Linked DNA regions of Homo sapiens: regions 2, 3 and 4 are each linked to region 1. The links are chromatin loops, found by intact Hi-C in ENCODE. Cell type or tissue: PC-9. All regions are shown on one strand. Each heading gives the region's core, and the rest is flanking DNA. Links, peaks and the distances in the headings are about the cores only.

Region 1 (7,411 bases), core at 1,413-6,412:
ATATAATCTGGATTTCCAGTTATTACTGATATCTTCAGCAGTCACAACTGGTTTCCTATGCCAGTGTTAATGAAATCTTTTCTTGGCCAGTTCTTTTAAAAAAACGTAACAGGCCAGGTGCAGTAGCTCACATCTGTAATCCTAGCACTTTGGGAAGCTGAGGTGGGCAGATCACCTGAGGTTGGGAGTTCGAGACCAGCCTGACCAACATGGAGAATCGCCGTCTCTACTAAAAATACAAAATTAGCCGGGTGTGGTGGCGCATGTCTGTAATCCCAGCTACTCGAGAGGCTGAGGCAGGAGAATCGCTTGAACCCGGGAGGCGGAGGTTGCGGTGAGCCTAGATCACGCCATTGCACTCCAGCCTGAACAACAAGAGCGAAACTCCATCTCAAAACAAAACCAAAAACAAACAAAAAAAACTTTTTTGTTAAGTTTTGCCACATAAACAATTTTAGAGAAAATACCTGACAATAGTTAATGATTATTTGTTGTAGGCAATAATGGTCTAAGCACTTTATATATATTAACATTTAATCCTCACAACTACTCTATGAATTAGCTATTCTTATTGTCCTCATTGTACAGATGAAGAAATAGAGGCACAGAGTGGCCAAGTAACCTCAAGTCACACACACAAGCTCAACTTTTAAGTATTTAAATATACTTCAAATATATTTCTAAAGGAGTCTTTAACAGAAAAAAGTACTGACTCCATGTACTTTGCTGCTGCTTTTGTGATCCCTGTTGAAGTGACTTCAAGAAGTGACAATGATGCCAGGCATTTGGTTAAGTATGATGTGGTGAGTTAACCTTAAAATAGAAAATTTGGTCAATAAGCATTTTTATTTTGGAGCCAGAGAGCTATTTTAGGGACCTGCTGCCTGGAAAGGATATCCTTGGGACAGCAGATCCCTTAGTTCCTAATGAATAGCTGCATCACCAACACAGCTTCTCCTGACCATGGTAGGGCCATCAGCAGGGTAACTCAGCCCAGCTTATTAACCCTTCTGTTTTCTTTCCAGCTAGCCACAGTGCAGCCTGGCCAGAATTTCCACATGTTCACAAAGGAAGAACTTGAAGAGGTTATCAAGGACATTTAAGGAATCCTGATCCTCAGAACTTCTCTGGGACAATTTCAGTTCTAATAATGTCCTTAAATTTTATTTCCAGCTCCTGTTCCTTGGAAAATCTCCATTGTATGTGCATTTTTTAAATGATGTCTGTACATAAAGGCAGTTCTGAAATAAAGAAAATTTTAAAATATTTGTTAATAGACTGTTCTCTTCTAATAGTCTTTTTTTTTTTTTTTTTTTTAAGAGATGAGGTCTCACTATATTGCCCAGGCTGGTTTCAAACTCCTGGGTTCAAGTGATCTTCCCGCCTCTGCCTCCTGAAGTGCTAGGATTATAGGCGAGAGCCACTGTGCCCAGCCATTGTAATACAGTCTTTTGTTTGAAATGCAAATGTTAGTGGGCCAAAAGGACAGTGTTATTAATATCCCTATTCTATGAAGATGTCTGTTCTAAAACTGTTTTAGTGATGCTCTATAACAGAATCAACTATATCCATTAATCCCATGGTGTTGATAAATGAACTAGTCCAGCTCTTCCCAGTGGTTAATAGATGTTAACAGCACTGTAAATCCATTTCGGCCCTATAATTTCTGGAGCAAACGTGTATTTTTGCTGCTTTTCTTATAAGGAGATGCTACTAATTGACTATCAGAAGAACATGTTTTGAGGTCCTCCTCAAAACATTGATGGGTTGGAATCAGCCATCAACAGTGTTGTACCAGTTCTTGGGTCTTGATAGACAATTTGGAAAGAGATTTCCTTGTTTACGAAGTGAAGGACTAAGAATTAAATTAATGACCTTGGCCTCACTGGCAATCAATTACAAATCTCTATATCAGTAAGAGAATTGTAAAATTCAGAAGCAGTTTACATTAGACTTTGGAATGAATGATGAACTTTCCCCATTAGAGCTGCCATCATATGATTGGTGGAGATTGTTTAAAGAATCATTCTATCTCAGCCTCAAAAATTACCACGGGAAGATGGTATCAGTATCACTACTTAACAGATGAAGAATCTAATGCTGTGTGCCCATGGACACACAAAATTAAGCTGTTGGGACTTGAACAGCTCAAATTTTCTTGTTTCAGATCACCAGCTCTTGAGTAATAGGGAAATCTGGAGATTTGAAAAGTACTTGCACTGTCCACAACATGGCTAATCCATATGTGGATGATGCAGAATTGATTTAATTCACTAACAGGGACCCCATAATTATTTGCTGGGCTCTGGGTATATTGATGTGTAGGAAGTTGTACTATATGTTAATAAATTATGACTATTTGGATAGGCTGAATTCATACTAAATCCATACTGTAGTTCAACAAAAAACAACATGTTTATATACATTTGGAAACTGCAATGATAGGAAACATTTGGAAGAAAGGGATTTTGCCCTAGAATAACACATAAGGAAAGCAGAGAATTAGAGTATATTGTTACTGAATGTTCCAGAGACTTCTAGTGATTTTAACACTTATTAAGTATAGCATGTTGATGGGGAGATTTGTTTCTCTAAAGATCACTTTGTTTTATTAAATCCTAATAGAAAATACCCTTGAAAATCCTATCTCATTTATTCCTGTAACAAATTTATTGAGCACCTACCTACTATATGCCAAGAAATGTATTAGCCATCAGGCAGAGAGCTGTTCAAATGGTAGATATGATCTGTGCTCCTGTGAAACTTCTAGTGGGGAGAGCCAAACAATAAACAATATTCCTTTTTAACTCTAGGTTAATGCAGAAATGGATAAAGCCCATGTTGCTTTTGGGAGAGGTGAGTTGTGTCTCTGAATCACATGCATTTCATAGGGGGAAAAATGCCCAAATACTAAGGAGTAGCTCTTAGCCTATGTCCGTTCGCCTCAGCTTAAGTTGTTTTCCCTCCCACTGGCTGGGCAGCATATTTGTGTTTTACCTGGTAAAACAGTAAATTTCGTACCTTCTATAATTGGCATTCTTCAAAGAGGTAGAACTTTGATTTTTTTGTAGAATATTAAAACAAGCTTTCTTAGGTTAAAGAAGTGATCTTACTACGAACAGCAATGGTTTCATGATGTGTAATTGCTTTATGTTATCTTTCTGCTATAGAATGTTTCCTGGAGAAAGGTACGGTTTTTAGTAATAAGATAAATTTACTTTAGTCCTGCAAATAAGGTGAAATCTTATGTCCAGTATCTCACAAAGGAGAACTGACAGTGCCACTTTTATATTTAATGTCAATCTCATTAGACAAAAATGAAATATAGTTCCTAGGGTTTCCAATTTAAAAAGTGAAATAATAAATATATTCACTCAAACATTTTCTCAGTGCCATATGCAAGTTACCATGTCCCAGAAGCTGATACAGTTTGAAGAAGGAAATATATAAGTACTGTAAGCCTGTGATAACTAAAAGCAACATACTAAAAAGTGAAGGTACAGATAATTGGAACAAATTTAATAGCGTTTAAAAGTGTATTTGGTAATTTCTCCAGGAGGTGGCACTGTTGAGTTGTTTTTTCTTTTCAGACAGTAAGACAATAGACCATTCATCTTTGTGTCACCCAAACAAAGAAATATTCCTTTATAACCCCCTTTCCTCCCCCCACCTAATCACATGCTACTGGAACTGACTGTCTTGTGATCTACTCCCATAGTTGGCATAGATTTAAAAATAATCTTTTTTAAATTAATCTGATAGTAGTTATGGAAAGGAACAAATTGTTCACCAATTTTCATCAGCTTTATCTTTTCAGTCCAGTAACTGAGAACTTAAAAAGACTATTCTAGTGATTTTACTATCCTGCTCAGATGGCATTCAAAAACATTTTTCACTTCTCACGTCTTGGAAAAATTTGTAAATTCGTTAAGTCTTTTTGTTTGAAAGTTAATGTGACTGGAAATATTTTAATGTAAATATCGGGTTGGGTGCATTGTATCATTTTGCTCTACAATGACTATATCCTCATTTGGGTTTATGGCCAGTTTATAATTAAAAGTAATCTTTACTTGCTTTGAGTGTAATGACTTGCATATTTTGTATCTTTCTATTTGCTACCTTTTCTACTGAACAATTTCTAGCTTTCTGAAGGGATGGAGTCAGTAAGCTTAAGGATTCAGAACTGGTTTTACCTGTGCTACGTGTTGTAGAAGTTGTGTGTGCAGCTTCTGCGGTAAAGGGAACAGCGTAGGGGTTTTATTTTATTCATTAGAGGTGGATCGGGGTGCTAATTTAGAGGACATCACATACTGGAACCAAACTTGTCCGAAGCTCTCACTGCAGAGTTAAGGCACTTTGGTAAAATAAATGTGCATCTAGGAAATGATCATGTGTACAGTAGGCATTGGATCATTCTCTTGCCCCTCTTTTACCTGCCCCTAATGCCTAAGCTACATTCGAAGTCCTGGAAAACCTGTAAGTAATTCCGCCTTTGGCCTACCTCCCCTCAGAAGAGGAAGGTGAGAGAGGCCAAACGTATGGAAAGACTATTCTTCAGGCTTGCAGGAGTCACGGATGTCCTGATGTCTGTCTCCGTAGGATGTGGCCCACATCAGTTCGCATTCACCTTCTTGCAGCAAGGCAGCTGCTTAGCAGACAATGGGCGCTCCAGTGAGCGGGGTTTATAAAAACCCGAAGCCCCGGTTCATGATGGAGCCCCCTTTTCCAGCTGAGCAAGCTCAGGGATTTCCTGGGTAGGTTTTTCCAGGCTCTGCCTCACCGAAGGAATTTTAGGAGTGTCTCTGGGGAACAGGAGGGACGTAACCCAGCCCCAACTTGAGGGCGCTAGAGGTGCGGCAAGGGGTCGCGACGCCAGGAGCCCGGGGCTCGGCGGGAAGGTATGAGAAGCTCCTACGTGAACTCCACAAGCCGGGCCCGGGAGACGCCGGGCGAGGCGGGGTTGACCTCAGCAGTCTCTGCCCCGTTCCAGCCAATCAGTCCCGCATCTTAGCATCCGAATCCAGGACCCCCGAAGCCGGAGGCGACGCGAGCCAATGAGGAGTGGGCCGGGGAAGAGGGACAGGCGGCCAGCCTATGGGGCGGAGAGGCCCGGCCGCGCGTATCCAAGGAGCGCCGCGCTCGGCTCGGGGGTGTGGCGCGCGCCGGCGGGGGTGGGCGGGCGCGCCGGGCGGCAGGTGTCGGCGTCGGCGGCATTCGGCGGCGATGGAGCGGCCCTGGGGAGCTGCGGACGGCCTCTCGCGCTGGCCCCATGGCCTCGGCCTCCTCCTCCTCCTGCAGCTGCTGCCGCCGTCGACCCTCAGCCAGGACCGGCTGGACGCGCCGCCGCCGCCCGCTGCGCCGCTGCCGCGCTGGTCTGGCCCCATCGGGGTGAGCTGGGGGCTGCGGGCGGCCGCAGCCGGGGGCGCGTTTCCCCGCGGCGGCCGTTGGCGTCGCAGCGCGCCGGGCGAGGACGAGGAGTGCGGCCGGGTCCGGGACTTCGTCGCCAAGCTGGCCAACAACACGCACCAGGTGAGCGGGCGCCGGGCCCGGGAGCCGCTCGGGTGCGAGGTGCCGCCCGCGTGCCCCTCCCGGCCCGTGCGCCCCGCGACTCCCGGAGGAGACCCCAGCCCTGCCGCGCCCGCGTCCCCCGGGCCGCAGCCCCGAAACTGCGGCGGGCGGGCGGGCGGAGTCGGGCCCGGGCGGCCGGCGGGGCTGTGTTTTGTCATAGGGGAGGCAATCTTAGACTTCCACCGCATTCTTTTTTTTTTTTTTAAGTTGTCAAAATCTCTTGAACATCGTTTTTCGTCTGTATAAATAATCAGGACCCAGTAACGCTGTTAGGCCCCAGGAAGGTGAAGGAGTAATTAACTCTTGAGCGCTTGCAGAAGTTGGGCTGCGCAGAAGCAAAGGTGTGTCCTCTCTGGGTCAGTACTTTCCGGGTGGGAGAGGCGGGAGTTCAGGAGGCCCGAAGCAGCGATCTGGTCACCGTGTTTTAATAGTTAAGGGGACTAGCTTGGAAATGAGATGGCAATATTTATGTGATCTCTTTTACTGCTTCAGATTTGACCTTCTGTCATGGTACGGAAGTCTGACTAGCATGTCTATATCCCGTGGTGACAAGATTTTCAATAGTTAAGAAACGCATTGCACATATTCTGCTTTGAGCCAGCTCTTGGTCAAAAGACTTTCAAAATTATGGGATTTCTGTCCCTGGGGACAAGCAGCTCAACCTTTGCACACTACTGGACTGACAAAACTAATTATTAAGAAAGTCCTGGTTCCTTGCTTCAGCACAACTTGGGCATCTTTCTCCTATTTCTCTAAAATTAACAATTTAATCCTTGCTAGCCACATTTGCATAATGTATTTTCAATTCTATATATTTTCTCCCTTGCCTGTTTTCCTCTTTCAAAGAAAATGAATTGCACTTGGGGGCAGAGATGGGTGGCCAAGGCTCTGTGCCAGCACTTGTCCTTCTGTAACCGTTTTTCAGCGTCAGCCAAGCCTCAGTCTCCCTTTGGACTGCCTGGTTATCTGGACCATACTTGTTACCTGTAATAGAATTCTCTGATCTGAGGACACAAGACACAAATATTCAGGAATAATTGTGCTTAGTGTATCCCGAGCAGCAGCTGTGTAAAGGTAGCCAAGCTAGTGCTGGAGGGTGAGACAGGTTGGGTAGAATGAGTACTGGGAAGTCTTCCTACTTGATGAGAAAAAAAAATCGAATAGACTTCCTTCTCACAGTGGGGGATTGAGAAAGGCTTTACAACACTAATGCTTAATTTATACTGGACCACTTCCTTCCTTGAGCTAGCTGGTCACAGCATTCTTGCTCCATATTTCAAATTCTTCTCTCGCTGGTTGACCTAACTTTAGGTCTGCTGCTACTCCTGGATTTAGATTTACTCCTGTTTTTCTTTTTCTCTTTTTTTGTGAGATAGAGTCTTACCTCAGCCTCCTGAGTAGCTGGGACTACAGGTGTGCACCACTATGCCTAGCTAATTTTTGTGTAATTACTATTTTTTTTTTGAGATAGGGTCTCACTCTGTTGCCCAGGCTGGAATGCAGTGGTGTGATCACAGCTCACTGCAGCCCTGACCTCCTGGGCTCAAGTGATCCTCTCACCTCAGCCTCCCAAGTAGCCGGGACTACTGGTACATGCACCCAGCTAATTGTTCTTTTCTTTCTTTCTTTCTTTTTTTAAGAAACAGGGTTTTGCCATGTTCCCCAGGCTGGTCTTGAACTCCTGGGCTCAAGTGCTCCACCCACCTTAGCCTGCCACAGTGCTGAGATTAGAGGCGTGAGCCACTATGCCCTGCCTGGATTTATTCCTTGAGTCAGAGTCTTCCTGGTTAGTTTGAATTGATGTGTCATTTGTAATATATTGATTCCAAAGAAAGAGGTTGAA
Region 2 (7,411 bases), core at 1,495-6,494, 200 kb after region 1:
GTCACCCTAGCCTGATAGTGATGGAGGCAGAACTGCCAGTAGAAGAAAGAAGAAGGTAATTTAAAGTCTTGCTCTGGTTTTACCCATTCTAGGTACTTAAAAGTTCATTGATAATAGTTTGTGTAAAATTGGGGAAAATGGGCATAGAAGACACCCACTCTACTCACCTTTCAGAAGGGATGTTGCCAGAAATTGGACCAGAAGTCTCTTTAGTTTTTTATCACACAAAGCAATTGAGAATGAAAAAAAGAGAAAGATAGGGGCTTAATAGTGAGAAGTATCCCAGCTTGGTGAACACCTTGTTTATTTTTAAATTTTTTAGAGACAGGGTCTCACTGTGTTGCCCAGGCTGGTCTTGAACTCCTGAGCTCAAGCCACCATTCTGCCTTGGGATTACAGGTGTGAGCCACCATGCTGGGCCCAGTGAAAATCTTGTTAAACTCTCCTAGCCTTCCTTCCTTGAAGACTGGTTTGATTCTGGTGCTGGCGTATGGGCCTGGGATTCAGTTCCTTTTTTGGCCAGCCTAGACGTTTATTCTGTGCCTGAGCAGATGCGTTAAGCTTAGAAGCAGACATCACGGCCACCTCAGGCCCATGCCATTGTGGGCTGTATCCCCTAAAGTGCCCCATTAAAATCTTGGCCTCCTTGTGCTCTTTTCAAATAAGAGACCCCTGTTCCATAATATGGCCCAAACTTCTAGGACGGGGGCACTCAAGGATGGGGAATTTTCCTCACTGACAGGGTTTGCTATGTCTGTGGGTAAACCCAACAGAGGATAAGGCTGGAACATCTGGGTTTGGGGCTTACCTGGTTCTTTTCAGTGTCATAGAGTGATAGTGGAAGGTTTAAAAAAAAGATAGGGAGGATGTATCCACCAGGGCTTTGGGCATTTTCTTGATGAACTTATTCCTTTGGCTTCAGTGAGAATATCTATCATTTACTTAAGAGAAGGCAATGAGCTACGTGGTTTAAAAAACAAATAAAAGGCTGAGTGCAGTGGCTTATGCCTGTAATCCCAGCAGTTTGGGAGGCTGAGGCGGACAGATCACTTGAGCCCAGGAGTTGGAGACCAGCCTGGGCAACATGGTGAAACCCTGTGTCTACAAAAAATATAAAAATTAGTGAGCCTGGTGGTGCACACTTGTAGTCCTAGCTACTTGAGAGGTTGAGATGGGAGGATAGCTTGAGCCCAAGAGCTTGAGGCTGCACTGAACAGTGATTATGCCACTGCACTCCAGCCTAGGTGACAGAGTGAGAGCCTGTCTCAAAAACAAAAACATTCCTTGTTGCCTCTCTTTGTGCTTTTCTTTTTTTTTTTTTTTTTTTTTGAGGCAGAGTCTCACTCTGTCACCCAGGCTGGATGGAGTGCAGTGGCGCGATCTCGGCTCACTGCAAGCTCCGCCTTCCAGGTTCACGCTATTCTCCCGCCTCAGCCTCCCGAGTAGCTGGGACTACAGGCACCCGCCACCACGCCCGGCTAATTTTTTGTATTTTTAGTAGAGACGGGGTTTCACCGTGTTAGCCAGGATGGTCTCAATCTCCCGACCTCATGATCTGCCCGCCTCGGCCTCCCAAAGTGCTGGGATTACAGGCGTGAGCCACCGCGCCCGGCCTCTTTTTATGCTTTTCAAGGCTTTTCTTACCCAGGCCTTGCTCCCCTTGCCCTCAGACTACCATTTTCACTCCCTTTGAGCTGGTTATCCAGGGGAAATGGATCCAGGCTGCTATGAAGATTATCCACCAGGGAACCCCGACACCCTCCTCACCCAGCCTCTCTCCTGAAGAGATCATGAGCTGAGGGCATGCGAGGAAAACTCCCAGCTGTTTCTGCCCTTAAGTTAGAGGACAGAGGAAATAGTTTCTATACTTAAGAAGATAGAAATATTTTCATTCCAAAGCTATAAGAATTATGAGCAGACGAAGCTATGGCTCTGGCGGATGGGCCATTTTGGGAAACAAGATACAAGCAAGGGCATAATTTACAAACAAAGTGTGGGTATATTTGGCAGGTTTGAGGCAAGCAGAAAGGAGGGTTTGGGTACTCTATAAAAAAAGATCTGAAATTCAAACATCTGATAAGGCCACAATGAAGAGATTTCCAGCAGTGGGTGTTGCAGGATGCTGGCACCCAAATCGCCGCAGGCTTGCAAAGGTGCTATGCAAGGTGAGGAGGCAGGTGAGGCAGGCAGTGCCTCTCACAGGTCCATGTCTAGGCCTCCTGAGGATGTCTTCAGCGGCACTGAGTCAAATCCATCAGGAGTCCTCTGAAAGAGAGATGGTGACAGGAGCTGGCTGCTGCACAGGGGCAAGTTTGGGGACAAAGGAGAGAAATGGAAAATAGGTGACAGAAGGAACCCTTATGAAATTCCTGTTTCAGTGGCTTTGTGGAAACACAGAAATGAGATACCCTCTATTCTGCTTGCTCCCTTCAGGGTCAGTTGGAGAACAATAAAAATCTTTTTCTTTTAGGCGGGGTGTGGTGGCTCATGCCTGTAATCCCAGCACTTGGGAGGCCAAGGCAGGTGGATCACCTGAGGTTAGGAGTTCGAGACCAGCCTGACCAACATGGTGAGACCCTGTCTCTACCGAAAATACAAAAATTAGCCAGGCATGGTGGCAGGCGCCTATAATCGCAACTACCTGGGAGGCTGAGGAAGGAGAATCGCTTGAACCCGGGAACAGAGGTTGCAGTAAGCCAAGATCATGCCACTGCACTCCAGCCTGGGCAACAAGAGCGAAACTCTGTCTCAAAAAAAAAAAAATTTTTTTCTTTTAAAAAAATGTTTTTGGCCAGGCACAGTGGCTCACACCTGTGATCCCAGCACTTTGGGAGGCCAAAGCAGGCAGATCACCTGAGGTCAGGAGTTCAAGACCAGCCTGGCCAACATGGTGAAACCCTGTCTCTACTAAAAATACAAAAAAAAAAAATTAGCCAGGTGTGATGGCAAGCACCTGTAATCCCAGCATCTAGGGAGGCTAAGGCAGGAGAACCACTTGAACCTGGGAGGTGGAGGTTGCAGTGAGCTGAGATCATGCCACTGCACTCCAGCCTGGGAGACAGAGCAACACTCCGTCTCAATAAATAAATAAATAAATACATGTTTTTTAGAGACAGGGTCTCGCTCTGTTGCCCAGGCTGGAGTGCAATGGCACAATCATAGTTCAGTGCAGCCTCCAACTCCTGGGCTCAAGTGATCCTCCCACCTCAGCCTCCCAAGTAGCTGAGACTACTGGCATGCTCCACAACACCCAGCTGATTGTTTTTTATTTTGTAGAGATGGGGTCTTCCTATGTTGTCTAGGCTGATCTTGAACTCCCAGCCTCAAGAGATCCTCCAGCCTGGGCCTCCCAAAGTGCTGGGATTACAGGCATGAGCCAAAAATCTTAAAAATCCCCTGCTTTGCACCTTTGCTGAATTCTAGCAGTCCCAGATAGACTCAAGAGTCCCAGGGTGAACTGTTCTCCCATTCATTTAAAAAAAAAGAAATCGCAGTCTAAGGAGGCCAAGGGAGTCTCCCTAGCAGGTCAGCACAAAGGAAACAAGACTTAGCAATCTAAACACCCAAGCACGGTCCTTTCTTCACCACCTCCCAATACCCTCCTCCCTCTTTCCGCCCTCCCCACCCACTCCTATTGGGATGAACTGGTTCAGAGCAGTAGTCAGGTATGGGCACTGGCAGAGTTGTGCTGCAGAGGACTATAGCCCTGGAGGACCTGCTTGTATGCTGTCTGCTGGCCCCACACCCAGTGACAGTATTGTCTGTATTGCATTTATAAGCTTCATACTCACCCACCCACACAAAGCCAGCCCTCCCAGCTCAGAATTGCTCAGTGGGGAACAGCTGAGACTGAACTATGATTCAGCTCCCAAAGGACTGGACCCAGACACCTGGAAGACAGCACCCCCCACTGGTCAAAGGAGAGCCTGACTTCTATCAGAAGTTGATCCCAGAGATCACCTTTTCCCTTTTCAGTGAAAATAAAAAAAGGAGTAGGGGATGATTCTTACAACATAGATGGTTCAGTACTCCTTCTGGAAGTGAAAAGGCCCAAACAGTTCACTAACTGGAGTGCATGTTGAGAGAGAAGGAGCCTGATCAAGAGCAGCCTTGGGCCCCGGGGGAAAGAGTATTGGTGTAGAAACACAGAAGGAGAAGGCAGGATTTTCAGAGTGGGGAAATGGAATTGTATCGGGCGTGGGGAGCAGGGTGCCCATCCCTGAACGGTACAGGACCATTCAGTGTCTGAGGAGCAGTGTCTCCTCCAGCCCTCCAGGCTGACCTCAGTGCACTGGCCAGGACCCCTACCTTGGAGGTAAATGATTTGATCTTCCCAAAGAGTGACTTCTTGCTGGTAAAGATGAGGTCGTCCTCTACATCCTCGCCTTCCATGATGGCGCAGCTGTCAGCTGCTGGCAGGTCACAGTCCTTGAGAGTAGCATTCATCACCAGCTTGGAGTACTTGTACTCTAGTCTATAAAACAGGAGGATGGGAAAGACAAGATCCCAAAATGTGGGAATAAGGGGGAAAGAGGTAGAGAGGTTAGGCTATGAACAGGTCCTATTCCCATGCCATGGGTAAGGAGACTGAAGCATGGTAAAATGGTGTCAGGGCTGGGGTAATAGAAGGAATCTTAGTTCCCAGTTCAGTGATCTTTGTTCCTTAAGGCTGTCTGTTTCTATGATCTCAAAATTTAATGGAAATATCAAAATCATAATGTCATTCTCTGTACTGTTAATAATAGCAAACTGAGGATACTCTTTGCTTTTGAGAATTTAACATCCATTTATAGACTGCCACGTGGTACCATCCCTGTTCAGGAGTCAGGATAACCAAACCATGCACTGGATAAGTCACAGAGTCTGTAGCCAACTCCAGAGAAAAACCCCATTAATTTATACTTTCAGATATTCTCCCTGATCAATAATCCAACCCTGTCCATCCCCACACTCCAATACCGCAACATGTACTTTTGATTCTTTTTCCAAAAGTAGCAGGTCAAGACGGTGAGCAGGATGGCAGTACAGGTGCCTGCAGAGATGCCCACTTTCAGCCAGAAATCTATGGTTTTGCAGATGGTGACTCTCTGCTCAGGCAGAGAAATGCCACCAGAGCATAGCTTGGGTTCTCGCCACACGTAAGTAGTCTTCTGTTGGGGAGAAAAACAAGGAACTCAGATCTCCCATTCCCTTCTCTCATGGAAGTGCCCGATCAGAGGGAAACCCACCTGGATCCCAGCCACACAGCTGCTGACGATAGCATGGTAGTCAGCCACTGAGCAGAGCGGGCAAGCAGCCGCGCTCTCCCACAGGAAGTGGAAGTTGCAGCCATCACAGGTCCCATCCGAGCACGTTCTAGCAAAGCAGAAAAGAGACCTGAGCTCTCACTCGCTGGAGGGGTGGGGAAGATCTGGTTGGAAGCCTGTTGTCTCATAGCTTGCCTGATTTACCCTCTCCCTGCCCAAACCATTAGCCCTACCAGGATCCTTCCAACTAGTCCTTAACACAGGTTTTGATCTCTGATTTCACTGATAAGAGGCCTTCCTGGCCTCCAGTGGGCTCCCCACCCTCTGCCCGTTTATGTTTTTGCTGACATCTTATGAGAGCTATTGTAAGGTGTCTGAGCTCCAGCATGGCTGTCTCATCAACCCCTTTGAGGTTCCTGTCCTCCCCACAGACTTGTGACATTTTGCAATAGCCACTTTGATGCAGCTTCCTCGGGGTGGGATTGGAGTTGAGGTGGGGTTCAGGAATGAACTTCCGGTATGGATACCTGTTATGTACTTTACTGTGATGTTTACAATGGCAAGAACAGGGATTTGACACTCAGACACCACTACTGGGTCAAGACGCCCTGCTTTGCTCCCCATCTCCCCAGTCAGTTTAGGCGCAGCATATCCAAAACGTCTTCCTCAAGACGCTAGTGCCCGTCAAGATGTTAGCTGCTGTTATGCGGGGAGGGGAGGGGGTGTCCTGTGGTCATATTCATTTAGAAATTTTTGATTTAGTTCACTCAGCTATTAACCTCAGAACTGGGTATTTTCGTTGCAGAGAGATTCCTAGGATCCCTAAACCTTTACTAATCCTCATAATAGCCAGAGATCATGAAACGTCCTAAAGTCTCCTTGTCTCATTTAATCCTCAAAACAACCCGCTGAGGGAATTTAGCATTATGCCCATTTTTACAGATATGGAAAAAAGAGGCCTAAAGAAGGTAAGAAATGCATCCATGATAACATAGCTGGTTAGTGGAGGAGATGATTCAACCTGGCTCTCAGCCGAGCTGTTGGTTACCATGCTACGCAGCTGCTGCCTTAATGGACCAGGAATATGAGAATAGCTTTCACTCTTCCTTCTACCCCATTCTTGCCATATGAAGACTGAGGGTCTGGGGCCATGACTGTGCCCCTAAGCACCCATTAATGGATCTCAAACTCTTTTCTTTTTTGCTCTTTTTCAGTAATCTCTGGATCTCAGGATGGAATGACTTCAAGGGAGATTTTGGCCTTTGTTACATCCCTTTGCAGGGCTTACCCTGGCAGCAGCAAACTTCCAGGGACAGTTTTCTGTGGACTGCACCTGACGCGGATGGTGGTTGATCTCCCAGAACTGCAGGACTGGGTCACATCATTGGACCTGCAGAGAAAGCCAGCCCCCATGAGGGAATGAGTCACTCAGCTGTGTTATTGGACAGCCACCAAGAGAAATCCGCATGGAGCAATTCCCTTGCTGGGGAAGTCAGGACTTGGGCTTTAGCCTGGCACACAGGGAGTGCACAGGCCTTGGTTTATACGTGGAAAGGGTGGGGATCAACAATATGTAGTCAAGGGGGAAATGCCCTGGTTTAGGAAAGTCATGGCTAGCATACACTGGAGCCTGCTTAGGCTGGAAGGGAAGTCCACTGCAGATCATCCAATATTTCTCCTTGCCTCTAGGGCAGATCTGCTCCAGTAATATCCAGGAAGCTGGGATCAGGAACTCCCAGCCCTTAGCTATCATGACTGGGCAGATCTGCTAGACCTCAGACATGTTCTGGCTTGATAAGCAGTAGGTGGCTAGAGAGGGAGGGATGCAGCAGAAATTATGGAGGAGTCCTAGGTTTCACTTGCATTAGCCTAGCCTCTCATCTTCACCTATAAAAGAAGATCACGTCCGGTATTCCCAAGGACTCCAGGTGGAAAAGTTCAGCTGGGGAGGTGATTCCATCCAGAGTCATATCTGTTGTCACCCCTGCCAAATTAGAGCTCCTAATTAGTTCTCACTAGTAGCATTAGCTGGCAACCACTTCAATTCTTCCAATACCTGTCAACATCCAACCTCACTTCATCTCATCACATCCCTGAGTGGCTTATGAAAGGGTGAAACAAGGGTTTGTCAGAGTCCCTGGGAGCACTTTGCACACAGAGTGGAA
Region 3 (7,411 bases), core at 1,252-6,251, 130 kb before region 1:
CCAGGCCTGCTATGGACCAGGGCCCTTCCCATGCTGCCCACCTCCTGTCCATCAGCAGGGGCTCAATGCTGGAACCCCACAGAAAAGTCCCAGAGAGCTCCTGGGTCTCCTATTTATTAATAACACAATAAATAGGTCTACAGGTTGAGTGGCCCTTCCTCACTAGCAATCAGGGTAATATCCTCTGCATGTTCTTCCCATCCAACCTTCCCATCATCAGCCTGTCCCTCCACAGGCCCTGCCCTACACCCAGTGCATGGGCAAAGCGAATTAGTCATTTGCCCTGTGGCCTGGGGGCCATCTGCCCTAACAGTCCTTTTCCAGACTCGGGAAGGGAGCTCTGGCAGTAGGCACAGCACTAGGCGTATTCGTGTGAGTAGTCTTACACAATCTTCTCTGTTAGTCTCAATGATTCCATTTACAGATATGGACACTGGGGCTTAGAGAGGTTAAGTGACTTTTGCAGAGCCACACAGTTGAGCAACTGGGGTTCAAACCCCAGATCTATACTATGGGGATGAGGCAAGGAAGAAGACAGGGAAGCACAGTTATGGAAAGGGGAGTTCCCCAAAACCCTTCCCTGGGGCCTGAAAACTTGGCACTTTAATTGCTCTGAATTGGAGGGGAGTTATCTCCCCCTGGAACTTCTTTCACATCCTCCAAGCCAGGACGCAGCTTACCCAGGCCACGTACCTCCTTCCCCATGGCTTTGGGCTCTGTCCCCTTCTCTGGGAAATACTGTCCAGGACCTGGGTGGGGTCATCCCCGGTGCTGAAGCCTGGGGAGGCAGACACAAATCCCCACTGCTCAGCACAACCCTGCTTCAGAAGCTTGACATAGGGCCAGAGTAGCAAAGCTGAAAGGATCACAGGAGGTCAGGTGTCTAACTCCTGATTTTACAGATGAACAGGCCTAGAGTGGAAAGGGAACTTGCCCAGGGCTAGGCTACACAGCTAGAGGGTAAAGGAGGTGCAACCAGAACCCAAGCCTCCGGAGTCCTGCTCCTTTTTTCAGCTTGTCATTAATGGCGCACATTTGGGTTCCTGGGGCCCTTCCTCAACCCACCATATCCCTAGGACCTCCCAGCTGTCTGTTTTCTTCAGCTCCTCCTCCCCAGCAAGGTTCTGAGAAGGCCCAGACACCCCACTTACCTCTGTACTGTCCTTGTCTCCCCATTTTGAGTACATTCCTATGGTCTCCTGAAGCCTGGGAGCACCCTATTCCCACCTCCTTCAGCTCCTAGCAGCCCAAACTGCAGGCTCTATGTCACTCCATTCAAGACATGTTTATTGAGCAACTACTATATGCAAAGCTCTGTATAGGAAGTGAGGAAGAGGGTTACAAAGATTAAACAAATACAGACTTGCCTTCTTGGTGCTTATGTCTAGGATGGGGACAATGCAGGCTGTAAGTGTCAAGGGATGGTGAAATTGCTGGGGAGATTCAAAGGAAAAAGTGAACTTACTTCCTCATGAAATCTAGGAAGACTTCATGAAGGAAGTGGCACGGGTCTTAAAGGAGGAGTAGGATTTTAACTGTGAGTAACTGAAAGAGGCTGAGGACAGTAGTCTAGATGGAAAAAGAAGGCCTACCAAAAATATGGAAATAGCAAGTTTAGGAAATATTAGGGCACTGTGAGTTCTCCAATTTGACTGAAAAATAATCTGGCTGTAGGGAAGAAGTGAGAATAGAAAGGTAGATTTATGGTAGATTTATGGGACTGCGCCCCCTGCAAGCCAGGCTGAGAAGCCAGACTGAGAAGTCAACATAGCAAAATGTCTTGAGCAGGGAAACATAAGGCCACAGATGTGCCCATCTCCTATCTTTTTTTTTTTTTTTTAAGATAGAGTCTCTTTCTGAAACCCAGGCTGGAGTGTGCAGTGGCGCAGACATGGCTCACTGCAGTCTCGACCTCCCAGGCTCAAGTGATCCTCCTGCTTCGGCCTCCCGAGTAGCTGGGACCACAGGTGTGCCACCACACCCAGCTAATTTTTTATTTTTATTTTATTTTATTTTATCTTATTATTTTATTTTTGAGACGGAGTCTCGCTTTATCGCCCAGGCTGGAGTGCACTGGCACGATCTTGGCTCACTGCAAGCCCCACCTCCTGGGTTCACGCCATTCCCCGGCCTCAGCCTCCCGAGTAGCTGGGACTACAGGCGCCCACCACCACACGCGGCTAATTTTTTTTTTTTTTTTTTTTTAGTAGAGACGGGGTTTCGCCATGTTAGCCAGGACAGTCTCAATCTCCTGACCTCATGATCTGCCCGCCTATAGTGATGGGAGTCTCGCCATGTTGCCCAGGCTGGTCTCAAACTCCTGGGCTCAAGCAATCCTCCCACCTTGGCCTCCCAAAATGCTGGGATTCCAGGCCCAGCCTCCTGTCTTTTGGTGGGTCCTTTGATAAGTATTTACTGAACCCACAAGTTCCAGAGCAAGGGGTTGAATCAGAGACGAGGGATTTTCCTTGTCATTCAGGCCCAGAGGGAGAAATAAAAATCCATATAGGTCATCAAGGAGATAGTGCATGTGAATGTGTGACAGAGTGCACTCAGGAGAAAGGGGAGGTCACAGATGAAGTGATACAGCATCAAATGACTCTCATGTTTCTTAGGTGGGGCTCTGAGGATCTTTGGCCCAGGTACTCATGACTGACCATGTCCATTCTTCGGAGAGGAGGGGAAAAGGTGGAGTGGTAATTTGAGTGCCAGGAAATTCTCCCTATAGAGTAATGATATCATAAGAAGCTGTCCAGCCTGTCCTGAGAGGACATGGCATCTGGACTATCGGCTGGTCCTTCCACCCTGGAACGCCCAGTTCAAGGCCTACTTCTTTGGCCCTGGCCTGAAAACAAAAAGAACTGGGCTGGGTTTCCCAACTGAGAGCTCCACAGAGCACTCCCAGCAGTGCCTGGTGTCTGACTCTGGGGGGCACCCCTGCTCTATGTCTCTGGGTCAGTCGCCCCTAACCATCTCATCCTCAGCCAAGCCAACCCCTGCTGAGCCCAAGGGAACCTGACTCTTCCCTGTCCAGGCTGGACACCACTGAGCACAATGATACTGGTCCTGTGACCTCTTTCCCAGACATCTCCTTCCCTCCAAAGTCCTCTCCCTGCGTTCCTGCCCCACCTAAAAATAGCACCCCCCGACTCTTATGCCCATTGGTTGAAGGGAGGGACAGACTTCCAGACCTAGAACTCTGGGGGACTCCTTGGGGATCCAGAGATAGCTTGTGAGTGGCCCCTGGGGTTTCTGGGCGCCCGGGAGGTGGTCAGCCCTCACCCACATGCCTGGGGACCCTACTGCAGAATGGCAAGTGGAAGCTCAGTCTCCTGGATGGCCTCCCCTGGAGGGGTATCCCTGGAGGATGTAAATCAGCATCGCACGAGGCAGGGGTTCCTAGAGGGTGAGGTCCTGGGTGGGAAAGAGGACCCAAGCCTCTCCATTTCCGGCCCCCAGACTGCCTTGACAGCCAGCAACCACAAGGGGGCAGTGTTGGCCACAGAGCTGCAAAGAGTTGACTGCAGTCCCCGGTGACAGGCTTCTCCCCGCCCAACCGCCACCTGCCTTCTCCCTCCTGGAGACCGTGGTCCTATGGTGGTCCTGTGGACTCTGACCTTTTTACACCATCACAGTCGGCTGGGAGGACCAGGCGAGAGGGCCCTGGCTCGTTAAATAAAATCCCTCCTACTCCTAAGAGCTTATGAGGAAGAGATGGGCCGACTGGTGTCCCAGAAGGAGGCCTGAACCGGCGGTCCAGCGTGCATCCACATTTAGTGGGCAGTACGCTTTGGGCTGCTCTCCCAGCTTTTCGGAGCCCCGGCTTTTCGGAGCCCCAGCTTCCAATGAGGGATTGGGCCACGATTTTAGGCATTCTCTAAGGTCCTTTTCCGCCCGAGAATTTGAGCGTCTGAGTCAGCAGCTGCTGTCCTTGAGTGGCTTCTCTCTCCAGGCCCCGGACAGCTTCAGAGGCTCAGTCTGGGTGGGTGGAGGGATACAGGAAACAGCAGTGGGCATTTCTGATCTCTACAAACCAGGCCATTATTCTGGAAACCACAGTCATGAAGAGGTGCAGTCCTAGGACTGGGAAAAGACTGAGAAAGGAATGACCAGGGTCAGCTGGATCTCAGGAAGACCCCTCTCAGGGGCTCCATCTGACTGATTTGTGTGATTGTGTGAATGGCAGGATGGCTGGAAGCTGGCTGAAGAATGCCCTGTCCCAGGCCGTGGAGCTATGTTGAGCTTCCTTGAAGTAGAGGCTGCAGGAAGCCTAGACGTCCCTCCCTTCCGGCCCTCCTTACTCCCAAATCCCCACAACAGTCCCCTTCTCTCCTCCCCGCATTGCTGACACCTGCTTCTAGCTCCCTGCCTGAACCTGAACCTCCACCCACAGAGAGTGGAACCCACAGCCACAGTTCTAGGAGGGGATCCCTGCCTGGCCTTCCTATCCCTAGCCTGTCCTGCCCAGCCCTGTCCCTCCAGACCAGCCTCTGCTCACACCCACATAGCCCTGCTCCTGTGCCTCTGAGGCACTCTCTCCCAACTCCTGTAATTTCACACCAGGCCCCTGGACAGTGTGTGTCCAGCACCTCCGCTTCCCTGATCAGACATCTGATCCAGCACCTGGGGCCTGACCCCCACAAGCACAGGGTGTGTCCTGGTTCTTCTATCTCATCTCCTTTCTTCCTTGATGGCCCCATTTTCTCACTTTTCCTGTCTCCCTTATTTGGTTTCTCTTCTTTGATCTGTCGTCTGCTCTCTGCATCCTGTTCTCAGAACTCTCTGAGTCCTGGAGCCTCTTGGCCGTGGGCCTCTGCTCCTTGACCTCTCTGTTTCTTTGCCTCAGTGTACACCTTTCCCCCTTCGCTTTCCATCTCTCTCTCCATCTTCACTTCCTCCTCTGCAGTGCATACACTGAGTATCGGATCCATCTCTCCCTGGACTGAGGGTATAAATAGCAGAGGGAGGCTGGGCTAGAAGCCAATTGTGCTACCAGCCTCTTCCTTGCAGTCCTGGGCTTAGCATTCAGGACCAGTAGTGGGAAGGGTCCTGGGCAGGGCTTCAGGGGTAGGGAGTTGGAGGGTTGCAGTTGAAGGCCACTGGATGAGTGACAGACCCAGGCAGAGAGAGGGGTGCTACCGCAGCTGGAGGGAGTCCTGAGCTTCACGTGCAGGCCAGGCTCCCCACCTAATGTGCGTATGAAGTCGCTACTTCTGCTGCTGGAAAAGGAGCTCTGGGTCAAATGACCCTCCCAAGGGCCGCTGGAGGGCCCTGTCTGCTCCTCTGGTACGTAGATGCATGGGCCCAGGTGGCTGCCAACAGACAGCAGCTGGGGACTGGAGTAGAAGTGGTGCCCTCAAGAAACAGGCCGCACTCTCGCTGCAGCCAGCTCCCTGGCCTAATTAGAGACCGGAACGGCATTGATCGTCCCTGAGCTCATTATGTCACAGCTGGGGAACAGCTGGCCAGTTTTTTCCAGGCCATTAGCTGCGCCATGAAGTGGAGAGTGTTGGGGAGAGGGGGGTGGCGTGCAAGCAGGATCAATACCCCGTCTGTCTAGGGGAAAGCAGCCTAGTGGCTGCCTTCTCTGGCACTCTGGCTGTGCTTCTCTCCAGCGCTGCTACGCTAGCTGAGCTCCTTGGAGTTCACACACAAAAGCTCTACTCCTTCAATCCTGGAGCCCAGAGAGATGGACTCATGGCTTCTGGGCTGGCCCTGACCTGGCTGGAAGGGACCCTCGGAGCCTTCTCTCAGAGAATTAAGAAGGGCAAGAAAGAGGCTCAAATTACCTAGCTGGTCTCAGAGGGGACCTCAAAAGTGCAGCTCCTCTCCACCCCCATGGCAAGATGACACCTTAAGGCAGCTGTTTCTGTTGGCCCTGGGCCCACCTCTCTGTGCCCCTGGGCTCTGCCGGGTTTGGTTTCCTGTGGGGTGGAGAGATGGCAGGGGATCCTCTGGCCCTTGGGGAGTGTGGGATACTGGAAGGAGGTAGGGAAGAGACAATAGTTCTGTCTTTCTCCCGCTCCCTGTCCCGGGCCTGGGCAAGCAGCAGCTTAGCTGGGCAGCACCTGAGCAGGGGCAAGGCTCTCCACACGGTCTGACCTGCCGTGTGGAGGGAGAAGGAGGACAGCAGAGAAGACTGCTGTCAGAGGGGAGTTCAGTAGTACCTAATGAGCTGGATTCTTACTTACAGGGTTATAAAGTGTGAAGGCTAGAAAAGACCTCCAAAATAGCTCGAGCCTCACTCCTCATTTTACAGAGGGAGAAAGCAAGCTCTAATAAGCCTTAAGCTCTGCTATGCCTGGCTGATTCTGCTATCGAGGGCTTCATTTTAGTTCTCTCTGTGTTTCTCCCATTTATTCCACATTGAGGGTTTTTGGAGGGGGTGGTGGTTGTTTTGTGCGTGTGTGTGTGTGTGTGTGTGTGTGTGTGTGTTTTGTTGTGGTTGTTGTTGTTGTTGTTGTTGTTTTGAGACGGTCTCGTTCTGTTGCCCAGGCTGGAGTGCAGTGGCACAATCATGGCTCACTGCAACCTCCACCTCCCAGATTTAAGCGATTCTCATGCCTCAGCCTCCCAAGTAGCTGGTACCATGCCTGGCTAATTTTTATATTTTTAGTAGAGATAGGGTTTTGCCATGTTGGCCAAGCTGGTCTCGAACTCCTGACCTCAAGGAATCCACCTGCCTTGGCCTCCCCAAGTGCTGGGATTACAGGTGTGAGCCACCACTCCCAGCCCCACATTGAGTTCTAATGTAGCTCCAAGGTGTCCTGGGCACATGTCCTCAGGCCGCTGGTGGAGGCTTCACTCTCCAGGAGAGGTGTGGGGACTGCCGGGCTCCCTTCCATCCTACCTCCACTCTCCAGCCCTGCACCCTCACCCTCCAGCACCACCATGGGAACAGCACCAATCACTGGAAGTCCTATTGGGTCCAGCTAGCTGCTGGGTTCCTGGGCAGTTTCCTACCCACTGGACAGAGGCCAGGCTATGCATAGCACCGGCCGCTCCCCAGACTTCCCACCATGGCCTCCATTCCCAGAATCAGTGGTGAATAGAACACAGAGGTCAGAAGGCCTGAATTCCAGATGTGAGCTCTTTCTAGGCCCAGGCCCAGGTCCAGCCCCTGCCCTGAAGAGCTGGTAGACTCATACATCCAGAGGTGTACAAAGGGCAGAAGGGCCCTTACAGCAGCACAGCGTATTCCTCATGTTACAGATGAGGAAGCTGTGTCCTAGGGAGCAGAAGGATTTGCTCAGGGACATCCAGCTGGTTAGAGGCAGGTTTCAGATGAGGTTTCCCAAATTCCAGATAGTCAGCGTTGGTTCCATTCCACCACAGGGCTTCGGCTCCAAGTTCTGAAAGCCACTGATTAAGGTCTAGTGGATCACCCTTGACTCATTTAACATGCTCAGCA
Region 4 (7,411 bases), core at 814-5,813, 140 kb after region 1:
GCCCTGGTGAAACAGGAAGACAGGTATGTAGAACACCAGGGCCAAAAATCTCCGCAAGATCAGTCCACACATGGGCTCTAGGGGAACAGGGCATACGACCTCCTTGAGCCCCCATCCTGCCTGTCTCCAGCCACCACTTTGTGCTCTCCGCCACTTCCTGCCTATGAACCTGCTCATTGCCAGTCCAGGACCAGCGCCAGCCCCCATCCTGGGCTGGGTGTCCTGGGTCAGCAGCCAACACCCCCTACTCCCCAGACTGTCTGCCTTTGTGGTGGCGTAACTCCAGGACTCGGTGGTGAGCTGACGATTGGAACCCTGCATGATTCATCTTTGAATCTCTAGCACAGCCCTATGCCAAGCACAGTGCAGGTTTTTCAGCATTTTTGTTAAGAGTCCAAGATGTGGGCTGGGCACGGTGGCTCACGCCTGTAATCTCGGCACTTTGGGAGGCCGAGGCGGGCTGATCACAAGGTCAAGAGATCGAGACCATCCTGGCCAACATGGTGAAACCCTGTCTCTACTAAAAAAATATAAAAAATTAGCTGGGCATGGTAGCACACGCCTGTAGTACCAGCTACTCGGAAGGCTGAGGTAGGAGAATCGCTTGAACCTGTGAGGTGGAGGTTGCAGAGAGCCGAGATCATGCCACTGCATTGTAGCCTGATGACAGAGCGAGACTCCGTCTCAAAAAAAAAAAAAAAAAGTCCAAAATGTGGTGGGGTGCAGTGGCTCACGCCTGTAATCCCAGCACTTTGGGAGGCCGAGGCAGGCGGATCATGAGGTCAGGAGTTCGAGACCAGACTGGCCAACATGGTGAAACCCTGTCTCTACTAAAAATACAAAAAAAAAAAAAAAAAAAAAAAAATTAGCCAGGTGTGGTGGCGGCCAGAGGCTTAGGCAGGAAAATTGCTTGAACCTGGGAGGCAGAGGTTGCAGCGAGCGGAGATCACGCCACTGCACACCAGCCTGGGTGACAGTGACAGACTCTGTCCCAGAAAAAAAACCAAACCAAAACAAAACAAAACAGTCCAAGATGTAGGCACACCTGGGCAACATGGGGAAGGGGGAATGTGAACCAAGGAAGATGGGAAATGAAATCCCAGGACCTGGAGGCCAGAAAGTGGGGTCCCCGGATCTTCAGCCAGGAGCTTCCTGCCCTCATCCCACTAACAGCAGAGGCCATGTCCTCGACATCACATCGGGGCCTCCAACACCTACCAAAGGAGCCTTTGGGACAGGGAGCAGCAGCAGGCAGCCCGAAGCGGGTACGGGGCCACCAGATCCCAGCCTCAATCGCTCGTGGGCAGCTGTCATAATTCACTGCGGGGAAGAGCACATGGTCACCCAGGAGCAGCTCTCCCTCTGCTGTCCTGCCCAGGCTCCCCAGCCCTCCCTAGGCCTCCCCAGGCCTCCCCAGGCCTGCAACCAGCCCCTTCCTGGCTTTCCTGGGGTGCAGGTGCCTAGCACACTGTAAGGAGGGCTGCCCACCCATCCCAGGAGCCCCACCTTCACAGCCATTGGTGGTGACCTCAGCAAAAGGGTTGTCACAGCGGTCACACTGACGCCCGATGACACCTGGCTTGCATGGACACTGGCCATCCTCAGGGTCACAGACTCTGGACAAGGAGCCTGTGGGGTAGCAGTCACACAAGAGGCAGGTGGGGCTGCCTGGGGGCCGGTAGTGGTTCTCCTGAGAAAGGAGGGAAGAACGGTGTCACTGGCCAGGCTCTCTTCCCAGGATGCTCATGGGTCCTTCTCAGCTGTGGCCCCTGTGGAGAGGGTCCCGACCTCAGGTCCCCTCAGGAGCAGTATTCAAAATAATTAACACTAGCAATGCTTTGGAGTTGAGCCCATCAGCGAGATGTCACAGAATCAGAACAGGCTGCAAACCACCACCACACCAGGCCAGAGCTCATGGGTTACACATTGGCCCAGGGTCCCCCTGCGCCTCAGACACACGAAGGTAAGCAGCCAACTGCCCTGCCTGTGAGAGCAAAGGCACAAGGCCCTCAGCTCTACAGGAAGACCCATCCCTACAGCCTGCCCTCTAGGGCCCAGGAGATGTGGACAGAGGCCCAAGTGGCCACAGTGGAGGCTTGCTTGGGGCTGTCACCTTGCAGTGGCACTCGCCGCTTGTCTTGTTGCAGTCTGGGTCAAAGCCTTTGCTGACATCACAGTTGCATGGGCCACATGTGGGATGTCCCCACCAGCCACGGGGACAAGGCTGGTCAATCCTGCAGAGAGGGACCCAGGTAGGCATGAGCTCCCCCTGCCACTCCCACCTAACCTAGGTGAGCCCTATGTGGCCCTTCTGACCCTGGCTGTGGATCAGCCAGGCTTTCGGGGCTCTGAGGGACACACCAGAGAGAAGCAGCAGCCACTGGGACCTGCTGCCACATGCCCTGGTCTGCTTACCTGGTCTCACAGTATGGCCCAAGGTAATTTGGGGGACACTCGCAGGTATAGCCATGGGGGGCACTGGGCTTGCGGGTACACACAGACTGGTGCTCACACGGGTTCAGGTCACACACATTAGTACAGTTGTCACCATAGTAACCTGGGACCAGAAGGACCAGAGAGGCTCATTCCCCCACCCTCCCCTGGCACCATCTTCCATCAAACCCTTCATCTGTTTCTTTCCACATAGCATCCTATCAGCTGGCTATGGCTTTGTTGTGTAGGCAACTAAGACTCAGAGAGGTGGTGTGATGCCCCATGCCCCAGGTCACACAGCAGAGCCAGCATGTGGCCCCAGGCACCTGATAACCTGCCCGTTGCCCTGGATCCTTAGCATACCTGGATCACAGCTGCAGGAATAGCTGTCCCAGTCGTTGCTGCAATAGCTGTTAGCAGGACACGGGTTTGAGTCACAAGGGTCAGGCAGGCTACAGCCTTGCTCCACGTTGATGCTCTCCCCATGGCTGGGATCCAGGCTGTTAACCCCCTCCGGCGTATCGCTCACCCGCACACCCTGGGAGGGACAGGAGCAGTGTTGCCCTCAGTGGAGCGGGGCTGCAGGTGGTGGGGGAGGGGATGGGAGGGCAGGGCAGGACACTCACCTGCAAACAGCCCCGAAAGCCACGGGCCACACCGCCGGCTGGCCCAGGTATTCCGCCCACTGTTATGTTGCTCAGGTGCAGACCATGCAGCCGGGGGCCCAGGTTGCCCTCTGCTCTCTGCTGCCCATAATCGAAGGACAGAATGGCATGGCCGGGCCCCCCGCTGGCTCCCAGTGCCAGCTGTGCATGGTGCCAGTCACCGTCATTGGCCCGGCCTGGCTCCAGACGGAGAGAGGAGGCCTGAAGCCCTGTGCCCTCCACGCTCAGCATCACGTGGCCCTCTCGTAGCTGACACCAGGAGGAAAGAAAACAGGGTCAGCAGACGGCCTTAATCACTGTTCTCCAGCTCACAGTTCCCCTTTCTGGACCATCAAACCCATCCCGCTGCCCAGCTGAGGCCATAGAGAGGAAAGCGTATTTATTTCCCTCAGGCCCAACAGGTGGCAGCATTGACCTTCCCAACGGATCCAGCGGCCTCTATATGTCCCCACCCCTGCCCAGGACCTGCCCAGCCACTTCTGTCCAGCCGCCTAGAGGCTACCAGGGCCCTATGGCCAGGCCAGGGCCAGCCGCCCTTCCATGCATCACCTGTAGGGTGATGGTGCTGCGCCCCCTGGTGATGGCCTGCAGCAGGACACCGTCGGCCTGGCGCGTGCGGAACATGAGGCTGAGGTACCAGGGTTGGGAGATGGGCAGCGAGAGGCCATGCCAGGCCACCAGGCTGCTGCCCAGGAAGTGCTGTGGATTGGCCATTTCTGGGGAGGCAGGAAAAGGCAGACTGTGACGGGTGGAGCCTCAGAGGGCCCTGGGGCTGTGATGCTCAGCGGTGGCGGCTGCACGGGAGGCAGAGCCCACTCCCCTCATCAGCCCCGCCCTCCAAAGTGCGTACCTGCCCTGGGACCGCCCCACGCTGTGCCCAGGCCTGCCTCTGACTGGCCCCTTTGTCTCCTGTGTTGCCCTTTCAGGGCTCTGCCCAGACACGCTTTTCCACCCACAGCCCCGCTCAGCAGAGCCCTGCCCAGTGCCTGCCCCAACCCTGCCAGTTCCCAGACTGTTGATGGCACCCAGGCTGTGGCCTCTAACAGCCGCCCCTCCTACCCTGGGCGCAGCTCTTGCCCCCAAAGCCCAGGGGGCACTCGCAGCTGAACGCGTCCCACTGGTTCACGCAAGTGCCCCCATTGTGGCAAGTGTTGCTGTCACACACGTTCTTCTTGGCAGGGCAGCCTGGAATGGAGAGAAGGCAGCTCAGTGGACCTGAGCTGGGGCTCTAAAGAGAAAGCCTGTGGCAGCAGTTAGAGAGGCCTCTGAGACCCTCCATTCTGGCATCCTCACACCAGGCACAGCCCCTCCTCTCAGCACTGGGATCCCAGCCTGGCTCCACCCCGGGCCCCCATACCAGGCACGGTGCCATTGTTGGCAATGAAGTCAGCCATGTCTATGTGCCGGCTGTCCACCTGCAGGTTCCGCATGCAGCCCACGAACTGCCGCATTCGGACTGGGAAGCTCTCGGGCAGGTCAGGCACCCCGCCTAGTAGCAGGGGCCCCGTCAGATCCAGAGACCTGGGGGAGCAAAGATGGTGGCGGCACAAGGGAGGGCTGGGAGCTTCTGGTCCTCCGCTCGCTCTGCCGCCAGGCCAGAGACACGAACGGCGTAGGCAGGTGTCCAAGAGGCCCTGCAGAGCAGTGCTCAGGAAGGGCGTCACCCCTACCTGGAACTGTTCTTGTCGAACACTCAGCCCCCTCCCCAGACTGCCCCACAGGGCCTTGCTCTGATTCCCCAGTCTTGACCCCATCCCCAGGGCTGAGCAGGGGCTAAGAGAGGCAAAGGGAGAGAGACCCCAAAAGCCCACCCTCTCCACCTTCCCTCCCTGCCTGGCCCTGCCCTCACTTCACCCCATCCCTGGCCCTTTCCCCTGCTCACTTCTTGCTGCCACCCTGGGTGCCCTGGGCAGCACAGGAGTAGTTGCCCAGGACAGATCCGAAGCGCAAGGCCACTCCTGTGTCACAGCCATCCACGGTCACCACAGCCACCTTCTGCTCTGATGGGCCCTGTGGGAGCCCTGTCTGACCCAACAGTGGCTGTGGACAGGAAAGAGCAGAGAAGGGGGACACTGAGTACAGAGCCCACTAGGTTCATGGCCAGCACACACTGGGTGCCTCTGTGTGCACCCACATGCCCAGACACACGTACACACATGCATATACACACACGTGTGCTCACGTGGTTTATGCATGTAACTACCTTCCTCAGTGTCCAAGTTTGCGGCTGCCTAGTGGAACAGAGAGCATCGAGCAGTGCCCAGTGGGGTGGGAATGCCCAGCAAGGTGGCACCTTCCCAGCCGCTCCCTTCCTCTCAGCCAGAAATGCCCTGACCAGCCCACCCAAGCCTGGAGGCAATGCCACTCAGGGCTGGGTAAGCACCTGAGGCAAGAACAGAACCCCCAACCCTCTGTGCCCTCCACACCCACCTTATTGTAGTATTTCAGCTGCACCGTATGCCACTGGCCATCACTGACTCCTCCGGGCACGAATGGGGACACCGTGGTGGTTGACTCCCCTGGGGAAAGGACCAGGTGAGCTGGAATGCCTGACGAGGGCTAGGAATGGCAGGGTTTGGGGTGCCAGTGGCTGGGGCTGGGCCCAGATTTGGCTGATAGAGTATGTGGCTTGGGGTCAGGGGCTGGAAGACTTGGGGCCTTTGGAAGATGGGCAAGGATGGGGGGCAACTGTGATCACCTGCAGAGAAGGTGAGCTGGACCTGCTCCTGGATCACCTCGAGGGCCACAAAGTCATGCTTCTCATTGAAACGCCCATTGTACAACAGCAACCCGTCGCGCTCCTTTGTGGCAAACCTGAACAGGAGTTGGGGATGGGGGCAGGGAATGGGGTACCCACCTGGATGCCAGCACCCCCGCCACCTAACCAGCGCAGGGGAGGGAGATCTGCTGGCAGAACCACAGGCAACTCCAAGAGCAGACCTGGCTCTGCCGGCAGCCTGCTCCACGCTTTCACTGCCTGACCTCTTACTTCAACCACAGAACAGGAGGCACCTCAGATGCCCACCAGGCCCACTCCCCACCCCCAGTGCCCAGCCACTCACGAGAGGGCCAGGGTGAAGTGGAAACGCTGGCGCAGGCCGCGAAAGGTGATGAAGGAGTGGGCGGGGAAGCTGCGCGTGGTCACCTGGCAGTAGGGCTTCTCGAAGTCTCCAGATGGGCAATCGCACTTGAAACCGCCCACCAGCAGGTTGACACAGGTGCCCCCATTCTTGCAGACACCCGGGGTGCAACGGCCTGAGCGAGCACTCACCTCACAGTGCTCACCTGGACAAGAGGAAAGGCAGGTGAGTACCAAGTACCTGAGGACAGGAGGGGAACTGAGACCCCCCACAACCCAGTGATAGCTCCCATGGCCTCCCGTGACCCTCGTAATACTCCCCAAACCTCCCAGGCATCCCCACTTCCTCTCGTGTGCCATCTTCTCTGAGACCTATGGTCCCCAGCCCTTCATGGGCACCCTGTTTGGCTCACTGAGCCGCTCTCGCCACAGCTCCACGCACTGCTCCCCTGCAAGTTCCTCGGAGTCCCCAGCACCTTCCCTACCCCATTTGGGTTTCATAAGCACAGGCCTGCTGGGACACTTGGTTGTAAGGCCCGGATCCCGGGAGCCTTCGATGTCACACTACCAAGCACACCTGGGGGTGTCCTGGCCCCCAAGAGGGTAAATGTGCACAAGCAGATGGGCCTGCAGGACAGCGGGAGGGCTGGGAGCCTCCCTCCTCCCTCCTTCCCACTGGTGCTTTTGTCCCTCTCAGGCACTGAGATCAGTTTCCCTCCCTGGGGATGGGACCAGGCTTCCACTTAGATTTGTCTGGGTTATGGAAGAGTATGAGAGAGAAGCTGGGGAGCCCCCAGGAATGGGGCAGAGGACTCCCACCTTGAGCCCTGCGGTCCAGACTAAGGACCTCTGTGCACCTGGGACATGCTGAGAGTGGGAAACTGAGCCCTGAGAGCAGACAAGAATTCAACAGAGGAGCTGAAAACTCCAACATCAGATGGGAAAATCCACCCTTCTCTCCCTCCCCATTCCCAGATTCTAGAGATAGGTTCTCAGCTCCTGTGCCTAGTGACTGGCTCTTGTTTCCATGGAAACTGTTGTTCGCCTGCTCTAACCCCCCCCCTCCCAACCCCCCCCACCATCCTCCTGGACAAAGACTTCTCTCCCCTCCCCCAAGCCCGTCCCTCCCCTTCCCCCCACCCCTAGCAGCAGCAGAGAGAAGTCAAGTCTGGCAAGTTCTGGGCAGGAAGATGCAGCGGGGAAGGAGTGGGGCCTGCCTATGGCTGCTGGCAGA

What was found. Hi-C counts contacts between places; a loop is a spot of excess contacts. Peaks named below come from ENCODE experiments on the same cell type or tissue, not always from the same donor. Only the 100,000 strongest peaks of a DNase experiment are listed, where the experiment ranks them.
Region 2: a loop joins it to region 1, with 14 times the contacts of the local background. A loop is called at or near these places in 19 of 110 quality-filtered maps.
Region 3: it touches region 1 in a loop (7-fold over the local background); 17 of 110 quality-filtered maps call a loop at or near these places.
Region 4: a loop joins it to region 1, with 19 times the contacts of the local background. A loop is called at or near these places in 97 of 110 quality-filtered maps.

What each region holds. Positions count from the first base shown.
Region 1 is chr1:109,395,705-109,403,115 of GRCh38, reverse strand. It overlaps SORT1 (sortilin 1), which reads left to right and starts at 5,198. Exons shown (of 20, transcript NM_002959.7): 1 at 5,198-5,529. The coding sequence starts at 5,224. It overlaps PSMA5 (proteasome 20S subunit alpha 5), which reads left to right. Exons shown (of 9, transcript NM_002790.4): 9 at 1,026-4,074. The coding sequence ends at 1,103. RefSeq lists an enhancer at 4,064-5,045 and silencers at 5,072-5,201, 5,242-5,311, 5,322-5,421. In PC-9, for the core only: CTCF peaks have their summits at 3,363, 3,568 (motif pointing right), 4,748 and 4,954; DNase peaks (open chromatin) are centred at 3,615, 4,195 and 5,055; H3K4me3 peaks cover 2,537 bases.
Region 2 is chr1:109,197,798-109,205,208 of GRCh38, reverse strand. ELAPOR1 (endosome-lysosome associated apoptosis and autophagy regulator 1) reads right to left here. Exons shown (of 22, transcript NM_020775.5): 17 at 7,134-7,230; 18 at 6,535-6,636; 19 at 5,229-5,355; 20 at 4,972-5,150; 21 at 4,309-4,474; 22 at 1-2,265. The coding sequence ends at 2,197. Among named protein-coding and RNA genes, the nearest start is that of SARS1, 12 kb to the left of the region's middle. RefSeq lists an enhancer at 6,673-7,411. In PC-9, for the core only: CTCF peaks have their summits at 3,719 and 3,921 (motif pointing left); a DNase peak (open chromatin) is centred at 3,868; H3K27ac peaks cover 156 bases.
Region 3 is chr1:109,528,546-109,535,956 of GRCh38, reverse strand. No RefSeq gene overlaps it. Among named protein-coding and RNA genes, the nearest start is that of GPR61, 7.6 kb to the left of the region's middle. RefSeq lists a silencer at 5,122-5,290. In PC-9, for the core only: CTCF peaks have their summits at 2,976 (motif pointing right), 3,184 and 3,438 (motif pointing right); DNase peaks (open chromatin) are centred at 2,926 and 3,486.
Region 4 is chr1:109,260,014-109,267,424 of GRCh38, reverse strand. It overlaps CELSR2 (cadherin EGF LAG seven-pass G-type receptor 2), which reads right to left. Exons shown (of 34, transcript NM_001408.3): 3 at 6,161-6,383; 4 at 5,797-5,912; 5 at 5,529-5,617; 6 at 4,981-5,138; 7 at 4,456-4,619; 8 at 4,158-4,283; 9 at 3,648-3,814; 10 at 3,060-3,347; 11 at 2,797-2,971; 12 at 2,416-2,557; 13 at 2,114-2,234; 14 at 1,507-1,690; 15 at 1,219-1,320. Among named protein-coding and RNA genes, the nearest start is that of CELSR2, 14 kb to the right of the region's middle. RefSeq lists silencers at 2,095-2,281, 3,660-3,709 and enhancers at 2,700-3,682, 6,119-6,618, 7,132-7,411. In PC-9, for the core only: CTCF peaks have their summits at 3,408 and 3,633 (motif pointing left); a DNase peak (open chromatin) is centred at 3,584.